Linked DNA regions of Homo sapiens: regions 2 and 3 are each linked to region 1. The links are chromatin contacts, found by Hi-C or POLR2A ChIA-PET in ENCODE. All regions are on one chromosome and are shown on one strand. The core of a region is the stretch at or near the end of the contact, and the rest is flanking DNA. Distances in the headings are between cores, read along the strand shown.

Region 1 (4,099 bases), core at 857-3,356:
AGAGTCTGGGCTCTTACCATGTGTGCAATTCAGAGCCCAGGGAGCTCCCCGATTCTGTATTCTTGTCTCTCATTCTTTCCTCAGCTCAGGCTTCTCACAGCTTCCTGAGCAAATACTCAGAATAGTCCTCATCAGGAGATTGTAATTTTGTCAGACTAATTTAGGACTAGTATGTGACTTTGTTTTTAATTATTAGCCAGGAAGTTACTTACAGTTAAAATTGTGGTGGAGTTTCTGATATGGTGATATATAATGGGTGAATCAGGCTGTAAGCAGTTGAAAACCTGACTATAAAGCTTACATAAATCTGAAGTTGGCAGCTGCTCATGTTGCTTTAATGGTTCAACATTGTTGGGGCCTATGAATTTGTGATTTGCTTGGCCTTTCATGGTCTTAAGATGGCTACTGCAGGTCCAGCCTTCCACCTACATTCAAGGAAGAAGGAAAAAGACTATGCCAAGGAAAAGCTTTCTTATTAGTGATTCCAGCAAGTCACTTCTGATGTTCCAAGGGCCAAAATTGGGTCATATGGTCACCTCCAGCTGTTTTCGTCTTTTGGCCTCTGTAATGAGAGGCAAGGAGGGAGTAGGGATTTGGGAATGGCCTTTTGAGTAACCAGTTAACATCTGTCACAGTTATATGATTACATTTATTTTATATCAAAATTGTGTTTGTTTGACTTCAATGTGATGTTCAGCACATAGGTGCTTTATTATTACATAATACACATTTAACTGGGTAGTGTGGAGAACCAAAGGACTAAAAATAGTAAAGATAATTTTAAATTTAGTTGTGAAAGTGAGCTTTTGATAACGCAAAGTGAAACTTGGCTTGAATCTTGAGACCTTGGGCAAGTTACTGAGTTTATAAGCTTCTGTTTCCTCATCTGTAAAATGGAATTAATAATATCTGACTTTCAAGGCAGTCGTGAAGTGTGAAGGAGATAATTTATGTAAAGTACCTAATACAGTGCCTAATACATTGGAGGTGCTACAATGGAAGATATTATTATTATAATTGTTTGGTATGTGGACATTGGGGTAGAGTGAGAGAGCACAGACTTTATAGTAGAAGATTATATTTGATTCCTAGTTACACTACATAGTTGTGTGTTCTTAGGCAAATCAATTAATCTCTCTGAGATAGTAATATAGTGTGTAATCTCTGAGGATTGTTAGATTAGATATATCTACAGTGCAATACTTTATGGGCTCTCAGTAAAAGGCATCTGCTCCTGCTATTTTTAGTTATTATTTTTATGTTTTAGGATCCATATAACAGATAGGGAATCAGTCATTTAATTTACTCTAGAAATGTATTTGTGATCAAGGAGATACTGTTGATTAGTAGTATTTTTCTCCATCTGTTGAAGAAAAATAGCTGCAGAAACTGGATTTGAATTATGAGGTCTTTTCCCACCATGATAAAAAGTTTTTAGCCAGGTGCAGTGGCTCACTCCTGTAATCCTAGCACTTTGGGAGGCTGAGGCAGAGGAATCACTTGAGCTCAGGAGTTTGATTGCAGCCTGGGCAAACATAGTGAGACCTTGTCATTACAAATAATTCTAAAAAATTAGCTGGACATGGTGGTGCGTGCACGTGGTCCTAGCTACTCACGAAGGCTGAGGCAGGAAGATTGCTTGAGCCCAGCAGTTTGAGGCTGCAGTGAGCTCTGATTGTACCCCACTGCTCTCCAGCCTGGGTGACAGAGACCCTGTCTCAAAAACAAATTTAGGCCGGATGTGGTGGCTCACGCCTGTAATCCCAGCACTCTGGGAGGCCGAGGTGGGCGGATCACAAGGTCAGGAGATCGAGACCATCCTGGCTAGCACAGTGAAACCCCATCTCTACTAAAAATACAGAAAATTAGCTGGGCGTGGTGGCAGGCACCTGTGGTCCCAGCTGCCTGGGAGGCTGAGGCAGGAGAATGACTTGAACCTGGGAGGTGGAGCTTGCAGTGAGCCAAGGTCATGCCACTGCACTCCAGCCTGGGCGACAGAGCGAGACTCCGTCTCAAAAAAAAAAAAAAAAAAAAAAAATTTAGTCTTACATATTTTGTTAGTGGTTTCCGTTGTACACATGGATGTGCTCTGGTGCCTTTGACATGAACCTTCCAGATCTGTACTTCTTTGTTTTGTTTGTTTATAGCCAGTTAGTCATTATTGGTTCATGAGTACCATCCCCTGTTTTTTTTTTTGTTAGTTTTGGAAGACTTAATTTTTTTAGAACAGTTTCAGGTTTATAGCAAAATTGAGCAAAAAAAATACAGAGAGTTTCCATATACCTGTTGCCCCCACAAACCCACAGCCTTTCTTACTGTCAACATTCCTTACCAGAATAGTACACAGGAGATATAAGAAAAATCAAACCAATACAAACTCAGTATAACACAGCACCTCTGGTCACCAAAATGCGTGGGGATTTCTATCTACCAGCAACCCAGTCAATTCTTTGGCAGACACCAGCTGGGTATCCTACATTTTAACTCAATTCTGACATTATTTACTTGGAGATAGAATCAGATCCCACAGGTTGAGGGCTCAATCCCCTACTTAAATTGCAAGCCCCACGTTGTGTCCTGTGCTTCTGGCTGATTAGCCATAAATTGGGGTTACCACAGCTCCCTCTTTTGGTTCAATTAATTTGCTAGAGTGGCTCACAGAACTCAGGGAAACACTTCATTTACATTTATTGGGTTATCATAAAGGGTATTACAAAGGAGACAGATGGAAGAGATGCATAGGGCAAGGTATGTGGAAAGGGGCATGCCATGCCTTCTTCAGGTGTGCCACCCTCCTGGAACCTCCAAGTGTTCATCTATCCGGAAGCTCTCCAAACCCTGTCCTTTCGGGTTTTTATGGAAGCCTCATTACATAGGCATGATTGATTAAGTCATTGGCCATTTGTAATCAGCTTACCCTTCAGCTCCTCTTCCCTCTCTGGAGGTTGGGGGCAACCCTCTTATCATGCCTTGGTCTTTCAGGTGACCAGCCCTTATCCTTGAAGCTATCTAGAGATGTCCAGCCACTGTCATCTCATTAGCATGTAAAAGATACTCATCACTCCAGAGGTGCCAATGGTTTTATGAGGTATATGTCAGGAAAGGGCAAGAAGACCAATTATATGTTTCATAATTTGTTATAATCGATAAACCCACATTGACACATTATTTTCACCCTAAGTCCTTAGGTTACATTAGAGTTTATTCTTGGTGTTGTACTTTCAAGGATTTTGGCAAATGTAATGACATGCATCCACCACTGTAGTATCATGCAAAATAGGTTTACTACCCCAAAGATTCTCTGTGCTCTGGCTGTCCATCCCTTCCTCTCACCTAACCTTTGGTAACCACTGATCCTTTTCCTGTCTCCATAGTTGTGCCTTTTCCAGAATGTCATATAGTTGGAATCATATGGTATATGTAGCCTTTTCAGATTGGCTTCTTTCACTTAGTAGTGTGCATTTAAAGTTCTTTCATGTCTGCTCTTCATGACTTGCTAGCTCACTTGCTTGCTTATTCATTTATATATTTTTACTTTTTTGTTTTTTTTTGTTTTTGTTTTTGAGACAGAGTCTCACTCCATCGCCCAGGCTGGAGTGCAGTGGCACGATCTCAGCTCACTGCAACCTCCATCTCCTGCGTTCAAACGATTCTCCTGCCTCAGCCTCCCGAGTAGCTGGGATTACAGATGCCACGACATCCAGCTAATTTTTTTATTTTTGTAGAGATGGGGTTTCTCCATGTTGGCTAGGCTGGTCTTGAACTCCTGACCTCAAGTGATCCACTGGCCTTGGCCTCCCAAAGTGTTGGGATTACAGGTGTGAGCCACCATGCCTGGCCTGTTTATTTTTTAGAGACAGGCTCTTGCTGTGTTGCCCATGCTGGAGTGCAGTGGTGTAGTCATTGTTCACTGTAAGCTCAAACTCCTGGCCTCAAGCAGTCCTCCTAGTTTAGCCTCTGGAGTTGTTGGAATTACAGATGTCAGCCACTGCATATGGCTAAGCCTTTTTTTCTCTGGCATATTTTTTTTTCTTTTTTGAGACATAGTTTCTCTCTTGTCGCCCAGGCTGGAGTGCAATGGCACAATCTCGGCTCACTG
Region 2 (4,099 bases), core at 1,038-3,537, 390 kb before region 1:
ATCAGGAAGGCTGTGCAGGGTTGTCACTGGGTCCCCAATGATTCTCTACTGGTCTCTGTTATTTGTGGCCATGTAATGAATTCCTCAAAACACAGCAGCTTAAGACAACATTTATTATCTTATAGTTTCTGTGGGTCAGGAATCCAGGCAGCTTAGCTGGGTGCCTCTGCCTGAAGGGCCCGAGGGAGGCCCTTCAGCTGTTGGCTGGGGTTGAAGGTCTTATCTGAAGTCTTGATTAACATGGGGGGAAGGAGAGGCATCCCTTTCCAAGCTCCCTCAAACGGTGGTTGGCAGGCCTAGCTCCCTTTCTACCAGGCTGCCTTAGGACGTGGCAGTTGGCTTCCCCCACAGTGAGTGTTCCCAGAGAGTGAAAGGCATAGAGAGGACCCAGTATGGAAGCCGCATTTTTTTTTTTTATAACCTAGTCTCAGAAGTAAGATCACATCACTGGCCATATTCTATTTGTCAGAACTCAGTCAATGGATTCAGCTTACACTTAAGGAGGGAGGATTATACAAGGGTATGAATACCTGGAGGCAGAGATCATTGGCAGGGGGCGCATCTTAGAGGCTGTCTACCACATCCTCCACTTGGTGCCCTGGTACTCCAGCAACTGCCACCTTACATAGAGAAAAAAGCAATGTATGTGTAAGTGTCAGGCCTTCACACATTTACACTGTCTGCTAATTACTCCTGGGCATGCAGAAATACTGAATATTCATGAAATTGTGACTGAAAATTTGGAATTGCATATGGAACAAAAAAAATATTCAGCTCTTGTTTTAGCAAATATGGAGTATCACATGATTGCCTTTAGAAGCCTGGCTAACATATTCTCTCATTGGTTGCCTTAAGCAGAATGCACTAAGGAATTACTTCTATTTATTCCAAAATTGAAATGGGCAATCCCTTCACCATCTCCCCACAATAGCGTGATGTAAGAAGAATTTCAGGGAACTTTAATTATTGAGTCTAATGATGCAGTTATTTCTCAAAGCAGTATTATTTTTCTTGCATTGCACATTTTGTATTTATAATGTGCCATTAATGTCTTAGTAAAAATCAGAACTAGGGCGTAGCAGCTGCAACGTGGAGGATTTCATGTTGCTAGGAGAGCTTCGATCTTCATACGCCTATCTTTGGGTGAGTCTGTGGCTTTCCATGAGAGATTAACACAGACCTGGGGATCATTTCCCAAATGTCATTTTCCATCAGTCTTACATCCACCTTTCTGAACAAAGCCTTCACTCAAGTTTATGGTTTCCTGTGTTTTCATAAAAAGATGAAGCATTGAAAGGGGGGAGGTTTTATCTGGCCAATGTGCTAGGAGAAGCAGTATTTGGGGAAAAAAGGAAAATTGTTGAGCCCTAACTGATGCTTTTGAACCACCTATTAAAAGGTCCCTGTTTTCCACGACAAGCTACAATGAAGCTAATGTTTCTGTTATGAAAGCCCTTCACTGCAGTTTCGAATGTCTTTTTTTTTTTTTTTCACCAGCAAAGGCTAACCCCGTTTTTTCTCCAGCCTTATGAGATCAGGAGTTCTTCCTTGAAGACTGCTGTTTAACGACTTGGTTGCTACTTATCTTAAAGGTGGCTTTCCGTTGTACTTTTTAATAAGGTGAGCACATTTATTTTGAGCAATGATAAATTTCAGGATTACTATTGCCTGAAGCTGCCCTTCTCAGGCCTCCACCCTACCCTCAAAGTCACTTTTGACCGGTGATGAAACACAGAATGCATCAGACTCTATTTTCTGTGAGTTGAGTGTAAAGAGGTGGAAATCGCGGGGGAGGATTAGAACAGAAACCATTCTGCAGCCCCAGCTTGGGCGTTGAAATAGCCCCCAGAAGTGTGATACGTGGTAAACGTCTTGCTCACTTATAACCCGTAGAAATGACGAGGGACATCATGCAGACTTTTAGAGAGAACGTGGGGACAGGGACCCTTGTTTTAAGGCCCACTTTAGGCATTAAGAACACATAGAGCACACTGCTTTCTGACATGACCCTTTTAGCCCCAACACCAAACGGAAAAACTTTTTCTTTCCCCTCCCCCACCGCTTTGTTTGTGTACTGGTGTTTACCCTGGAACCCCAGCTTTCCGGGGACCCTGAACCCCACCACCACCTTCCAGACCAGCCTGAGAGCAGGGGACTCCAGCGCGGGGCCCCGGATCGCACTTCGGCGCGGAAACGACGCGGCTGGAGCGAGGCTTCCCTCCCAGGGCGGGGGGTGCAGGCTAGGCGGCCGGCAGCGCAGGGCTGCCCGCTACCCCGCAGCCGAGGGCGCGCAGAGTGGGGAGACGGCGCCTGGGGCCAGGGGCGCGCGGAGCCGGGGGCGCGGGCGGGGCGGCTGGCTGCAGGGCCCTGCGCGCCACCGCGCGAGCCGCTGGGTCACAGCCCGGGCCGCACAGCCCGGGCCGCACCGCCCGCTCCGCGAGGAAGTGACGACTGCGCCGTCCCGAGAGCAACAAAGTTAGAGTCTGCGGGCCGCACTCGCCTGCGCCCCGCACCCCTCCGAGCAGCCCGGGGATCCAGCACGCAGGTAAGCCGCGGGCTCGGCGCCCCCTCCCGCCACCGGGCGCCGGCGTGGGGCTCGGAATCGTTCCGGGGCTCGGGCTGGGCCGCGCGGGCGCGGATGTGGCGGGCCGGGTTGGGCCGGGCGCTGGGGTGCCGGGGTGCTGCAGGGAGGGAGCTCGGCGGCCGGGGTCGGGGCGCCGGGCTGCGCCGGTGTTGTCGCCGCTTTGCCGCGGGACTTCAAACAGCAAGGGCTGCAGCGGGGCCAGCTCCAGGCGCCGTTGGCCTGAGGTAGGGTGGGGGGAAGGGGCTTTCCGGGGCCTACGTCTGCAGCCAGCCCTCCGCCCAGCGCCTCCATCCCTGCAGGCTGGGCGCAGCTCTCGGCCCCTGCCCGGTGCTTCCCTGGGAAATGACCTCTTCCTCTTCGCAGCCCTTGTCGAGGGCGCAGGAAGGAAGTTAAAGGAACTTTCCCCGGACTTTTATTTGCTTGGCCTTCCTGGGACGAAGAGCAGAGTAGCTCGGAAGTTTGGGAAAACAACCCTACGCATTTTCAGAAAACCAAACCGGAATTGTCCCCAAGCCCCCTTGAAATGAATCGCTCCTGACTCCCCCTTTACCCTTCCCAACCATGTCCCAAACCTGACAGTGATCGCTAAGGCCTAACACTTTGCAATTTAGCCATAAAAACTGTCAGCACACCCACGTACATATGTGAGTGTTTTCTATATAAAACTCAGAAACCCGCTTCCAGCGGACTCTGTGGCATCTCGTTCTTTTCTGTTTCCTAAAACTGCAAGGGCTGCAGGAATGTGCTGCAGGAACTTTGACGGTGGTTCCCGTCGCCCTCGGTAGCCTCGTGGCGCAGGGTTTTTTAAAGAACAGCTGAGAAGTTTGGGACATTCCTGCAGAGTAACTAGGGGCTGGCGGCCCGGGCCAGTGGCGAGACTGCAACTGTAGCGGCGGCGGCGGGGACACGTTGGTGTGTGCAGGAAAGTGCGTCCGAGCCGTGGAGACTCGAGATGGGGTGTCCTAGAGGTTGAATGGTGCAGTTCCTAGCAGCAGCTTCCTGCCGGCCTGTAATTACAGCGTGATTGCACAGTCAGGCATTGTTGGCGTGGATGTTTATACACAGGCTATTGTGCAAGACCTCGGTAGTGGCGAAGAAAACGCAGCTTTGCACTGCAAATGCCCAGGATAGATCTGGGTCTGAGCTGCAGTCTCCAAATTCTTTTTGCCCTTTAACCCTAGCTAGGTGATTTATTTCATTACCTCCCTCTCACTTTTGACGACTTGTCCAAAGCCTGAGATGTGGGGTGGACTCGGGAGGCCACTGCACTCCTATCTTAGGCAGCCTGAAAACTATCCCAGGAACTCTACCCTTATTTGTCTCCGGAGAAAATGTGGGATGACGTCAGTAGGAAAAGGAGATGGGAGATGGCTATCAACCTCTCTAAACGGGAAAGCTGTTTGAATTAGCAAAATTGCACGGGTGGCTGGGTTGGGGCTGAGTTGCAAAGAGGACTCGTCAGACCATGTGTGACTGAGCTGGCGTGCTAGACTTTAAGCCTGGAAGTGTCAGCTG
Region 3 (4,099 bases), core at 1,056-3,555, 300 kb before region 1:
AGAGAACAACACAAAAACCTTTTAAGGCCTGTCTAGGTAATACAGCCCTAATCTTAGAGTTAGGGAACATAGAAAAGTTAAACTCCTTGGTAGACTAAAATCAAATTTGCTGTGAAAAACTAAAATACTGGACTGATTCCAGAGTTTTACCATCACTTACAAGAATAGAAGAAATTTGGCCAGGCACGGTGGCTCATGCCTGTAATCCCAGCACTTTGGGAGGCCGATGTGGGCAGGTCATCTGAAGTTAGGAGTTCAAGACAAGCCTGGCCAACATGGTGAAACCCCATCTCTACTAAAAATACAAAAATAGGCCAGGCATGATGGCACGTGCCTGTGGTCCCAGCTACTCGGGAGTGAGACTCTGTTTAAAACAAACAAACAAACAAACAAAAAAAAACAGAATAGAAAAAATTTAAATGATCCACTAAAATGGCGTAATGTCTTAAACCGGAAGCACAGAGATAATCTATTCCACATAGGTCAAATATCTGATCCAAGAGGCATAAACCAAAGGCAGTTTTATCAGCTAAATTTGCAGCAGTAAAGGATAATTTAGGGAATGATTTGAGAGAATATCCTACATTTCTTCATACATCCCAACTGCCATTTTCTAATGGCATGGGTTCCATGAACAGGGATGCATAGAAGTCATTCAAAGATTTGTTGAATGATACTGAATATGAATTTTGCATGAAATGGACAGAGAAAAGTATCTTACATTTGTCTGAGAACTACCTGTAATTAAAAGTCATTGAGAAACAAGGAGAAAGAGAACCAGTTTCTATATTACAGAATTCAGAAAAAACAAACACCAAAACTCTAAGCCATTTTACAAATAAATTCAATATGAAATCACTTACTTCCTATTATATTCACTTCCAGGGTTACTTTTAGAAAACATATCCATATCAACATGGCTTCAAGCTTGCCTACTGAAGGAAGTGCAAACTTTAAGAAGATCATCTTCCCTCTCAGTTTATGGAACTTAAAACATCACCAAGGAGAATGAAGGCTCATTGCCTATGGTTCATAAAAGAAATGTCCAAAGGCTTTGAATGCATAAACCAGCTAGAGTAGAATAAGGTTTCTTCCTATCAGATTGAAAAGAAGAGAGAAAAGAAAACTAAAAGGGTGTTAGACCAAGTTTTCCTCTTTTTTTTTTTTTTTTTTTTTTAAATATGGAGTCTCGCTCTATTGCCCAGGCTGGAGTGCAATGGCGCAATCTCGGCTCACTGCAACCTCCGCCTCCCGGGTTCAAATGATTCTCCTGCCTCAGCCTCCCGAGTAGTTGGGACTACAGGCGCCCACCACCAGGACTGGCTAATTTTTGTATTTTTAGTAGAGACGGGGTTTCACCATGTTGGTCAGGCTGGTCTTGAACTCCTGATCTCAGATGATCCGCCCGCCTCGGCCTCCCAAAGTGCTGGGATGACAGGCATGAGCCACCACGCCTGGCCTCTTGTTTGTATTTAGAGTTGATTGTCAAAGCAGTGGTCCCTTTTGATCAGAGTAACTTAGAAAAATCAAGTAATTCCTATGTAAATGATAGCTGAAATCTTCTGAAACCCAGGACTACTTATGCAATCACTTTTTAAAGATGATTCTTCCCTCTTTCACTGTGATTTTATGCAAGTAAAATCACACAAGTAGATGGGGAAACCAGAATCAACAGTCTCTGAGGGACTTTAGGCACAATTTGGCAGAGGGCCCCTGACTTCTTTTCTGCAATCTAATAGTGATCCAGCCATGGCCTCCTATGACCTCATCTGCTTACTGACTACAATGTCTTACATTTTCCTGAAGGATTTTTTGTTTACATGATAAATTCTAACCTCTGCATCTAACTATTGCTTTGCAATTTTGAGGTTAAATCACCTACACTGCTTTATGTAGGAGACAATCCTCAAACATATTGCCATTTGCCTGGGATCTCATAATGAAACATCTCCCTTCCCTCCACAACCACGTACATAATACATTTTAAGAGCTGTTTAACTTAGAACTTCTCAAAAAATATATTTTGAAATACTAAGTTTCATTATACCCTTACTTATAACCATGGTAGTCACTTTTCCCAACAATGAGGGTCACCAGACCAAATAATTAGGGTAAATTTTGACATACATCAATGGCCAGCATTTAGTCTAGGAATTCAAATATAACTAATGCTTTAAACACATAAGGAACTATAAAACCAAAATGTGTGCTTAAGGCGAGGTCCACATGAGTAACATTGCCACATTATCAGTCAAAGAAATGATCATGACAGTCATTTTAACCACTAACTGAGATCACAGAATGACTGTACACAATGACTCAAGTGGCCATGCATATAAAAACAACCTAAATTCCAGTTGACAATGTGCACATTTTTGGAAAAACAAATAAGTATAATATAGACTAGAAGGTCTCTGAGATACTACTTTTTCCTTTTTTCACCATATCTTTTCCAATGGAACTTTGGAGTCTTGGTTCCGGACCTGCTGTATTTCTAAGAGGAACTCTTCCCATCACCATGCTGCCTTCTGAGCTAAAGGCATGTGCTTCTGAATTGTACAGAGACAGACCTTCAGGAAAAATGTTCTGAATTTTCAAATGTACATCTTTTAAAATGTCTAACCTAAAAAAAATGAACAAACTGAAAAAAACATTTGTTCCTTTGTTATTAAAAATGACTGGTCTACAAAGGTTTTGTTTTAGTAGATGGGGCTACACAGTACGTAACTGAGACTGAAGACAAAAATCGAAAATTTGTGGTTTCTAAAAAGAGAAATAGGATATATAAGGTTGGCATTACCAGTTTTGGGGAGAAACACTGAATAAGTTAAAGGAAAAAAAAAGATGAGAATGAGTGATCTGTTTTATCTTAAGAAACTTTTGTCCCATACAGAATCTTTAAAATAGACAATTATATAAAATTTATCTATTGTTCTTATGACATTTAAATAAGTTAACACACAGTGGAAAGCGTGGCATTAGTTGTCTTCTTCCTCATCCCCTTTAATTACTGGAGTACCTAAAATGAAAAAGAAAATTATTACTGGTTATTCTCAAAAAATTGCTAAAATTCTAGATGAAAATATTTTCCTGGCCGGGCACGGTGGCTCACGCCTGTAATCCCAGCACTTTGGGAGGCTGAGGCGGGTGGATCACCTGAGGTCAGGAGTTCAAGACCATCCTGGCCAACATGGTGAAACCCCGTCTCTATAAAAATACAAAAATTAGCTGGGCATGGTGGCGGGCGGTTGTAATCCCAGTTACTTGGGAGGCTGAGGCAGGAGAATCGCTTGAACCCGGGAGGCAGAGGTTGCAGTGAGCCAAGATTATACCATTGCACTCCAGCCTGGGTGACAAGAGCAAAACTCCATCTCAGAAAAAAGAAAAACCTGAGAAGCTCTGAGATACTATGAAGTGTGCCGTAATAAAAATAATTTCACAAAATAATCTCTTTAATTTCAAATTATCTGAAAAGCTTCTCAGGGGAATTCTCAAATGGTTTAGTATACATACTTGTGAATATTAAGCCCCCTAACTGCCAAATCGCAAATAAAAATGCCTATGGCCAGGCATGGTGGCTCACTGCCTCTAATTCCAGCACTTTGGGAGGCCAGATGAGAGAAGCGCTTAAGCCTAGGAGTTGGAGACCAGCCTGGGCAACATAGCAAGACCCCATCTCTACAAAAAATAAAAAAAATTAGCCAGGCATGGTGGTGTGAGCCTGTAGTCTTCAACTACTTTGGAGGCTGAGGTGGGAGGATCACTTGAGCCTGGGATGTCCAGGCTATGGTGAGCTGTAATTATGCCACTGCACTCCAGCCTGGGTGGCAGAGTAAGACCCTGTCTCAAAAAAAAAAAAAAAAAAAAAAAAAGCCAACAAGTACCAAGTAGAAAAATAAAGTAAGTTCTGTACATGTTAAAAGCTTTCTATGGGCCGGGCGCGGTGGCTCACGCCTGTAATCCCACCACTTTGGGAGGCCGAGGCGGGTGGATCACTTGAAGTCAGGGGTTCGAGACCAGCCTGGCGAACATGGTGAAACCCCATCTCTACTAAAAATACAAAATTGGCTGGCTGTTGTGGCGCATGCCTGTAATCCCA

What was found. Hi-C counts contacts between places; a loop is a spot of excess contacts on that map. ChIA-PET counts read pairs that join two places held with the same protein, here RNA polymerase II (POLR2A). Pooled maps may share reads with other maps.
Region 2: a pooled map shows a loop between it and region 1 (2.3-fold over the local background). The contact joins the promoter of MIDEAS-AS1 here to the enhancer-like site in region 1. A Hi-C loop is called at or near these places in 4 of 37 single-sample maps with no recorded cell type and 3 of 50 pooled maps.
Region 3: a loop to region 1 is called in a map with no recorded cell type, with 8 times the contacts of the local background. The contact joins two enhancer-like sites. A Hi-C loop is called at or near these places in 3 of 37 single-sample maps with no recorded cell type and 5 of 50 pooled maps. POLR2A ChIA-PET finds 5 or more read pairs at or near these places in 1 of 52 experiments (BJ).

The regions. Positions count from the first base shown.
Region 1 is chr14:73,399,503-73,403,601 of GRCh38, reverse strand. All of the region lies in intron 2 of NUMB (NUMB endocytic adaptor protein), which reads left to right. Among named protein-coding and RNA genes, the nearest start is that of NUMB, 57 kb to the left of the region's middle. Within about 2 kb of position 2,106, at least 2 of the 41 ENCODE cell types and tissues checked have a DNase peak (open chromatin) inside an H3K27ac peak, as active enhancers do.
Region 2 is chr14:73,785,548-73,789,646 of GRCh38, reverse strand. It overlaps MIDEAS-AS1 (MIDEAS antisense RNA 1), which reads right to left and starts at 2,287. Exons shown (of 3, transcript NR_109995.1): 1 at 2,138-2,287; 2 at 531-620. It also overlaps a transcript of MIDEAS not described here. RefSeq lists an enhancer at 1,613-1,662 and silencers at 2,013-2,072, 2,153-2,202, 2,253-2,842.
Region 3 is chr14:73,694,822-73,698,920 of GRCh38, reverse strand. DNAL1 (dynein axonemal light chain 1) reads right to left here. Exons shown (of 8, transcript NM_031427.4): 8 at 1-3,019. The coding sequence ends at 2,979. Among named protein-coding and RNA genes, the nearest start is that of PNMA1, 18 kb to the left of the region's middle. RefSeq lists an enhancer at 822-991. Within about 2 kb of position 2,305, at least 4 of the 41 ENCODE cell types and tissues checked have a DNase peak (open chromatin) inside an H3K27ac peak, as active enhancers do.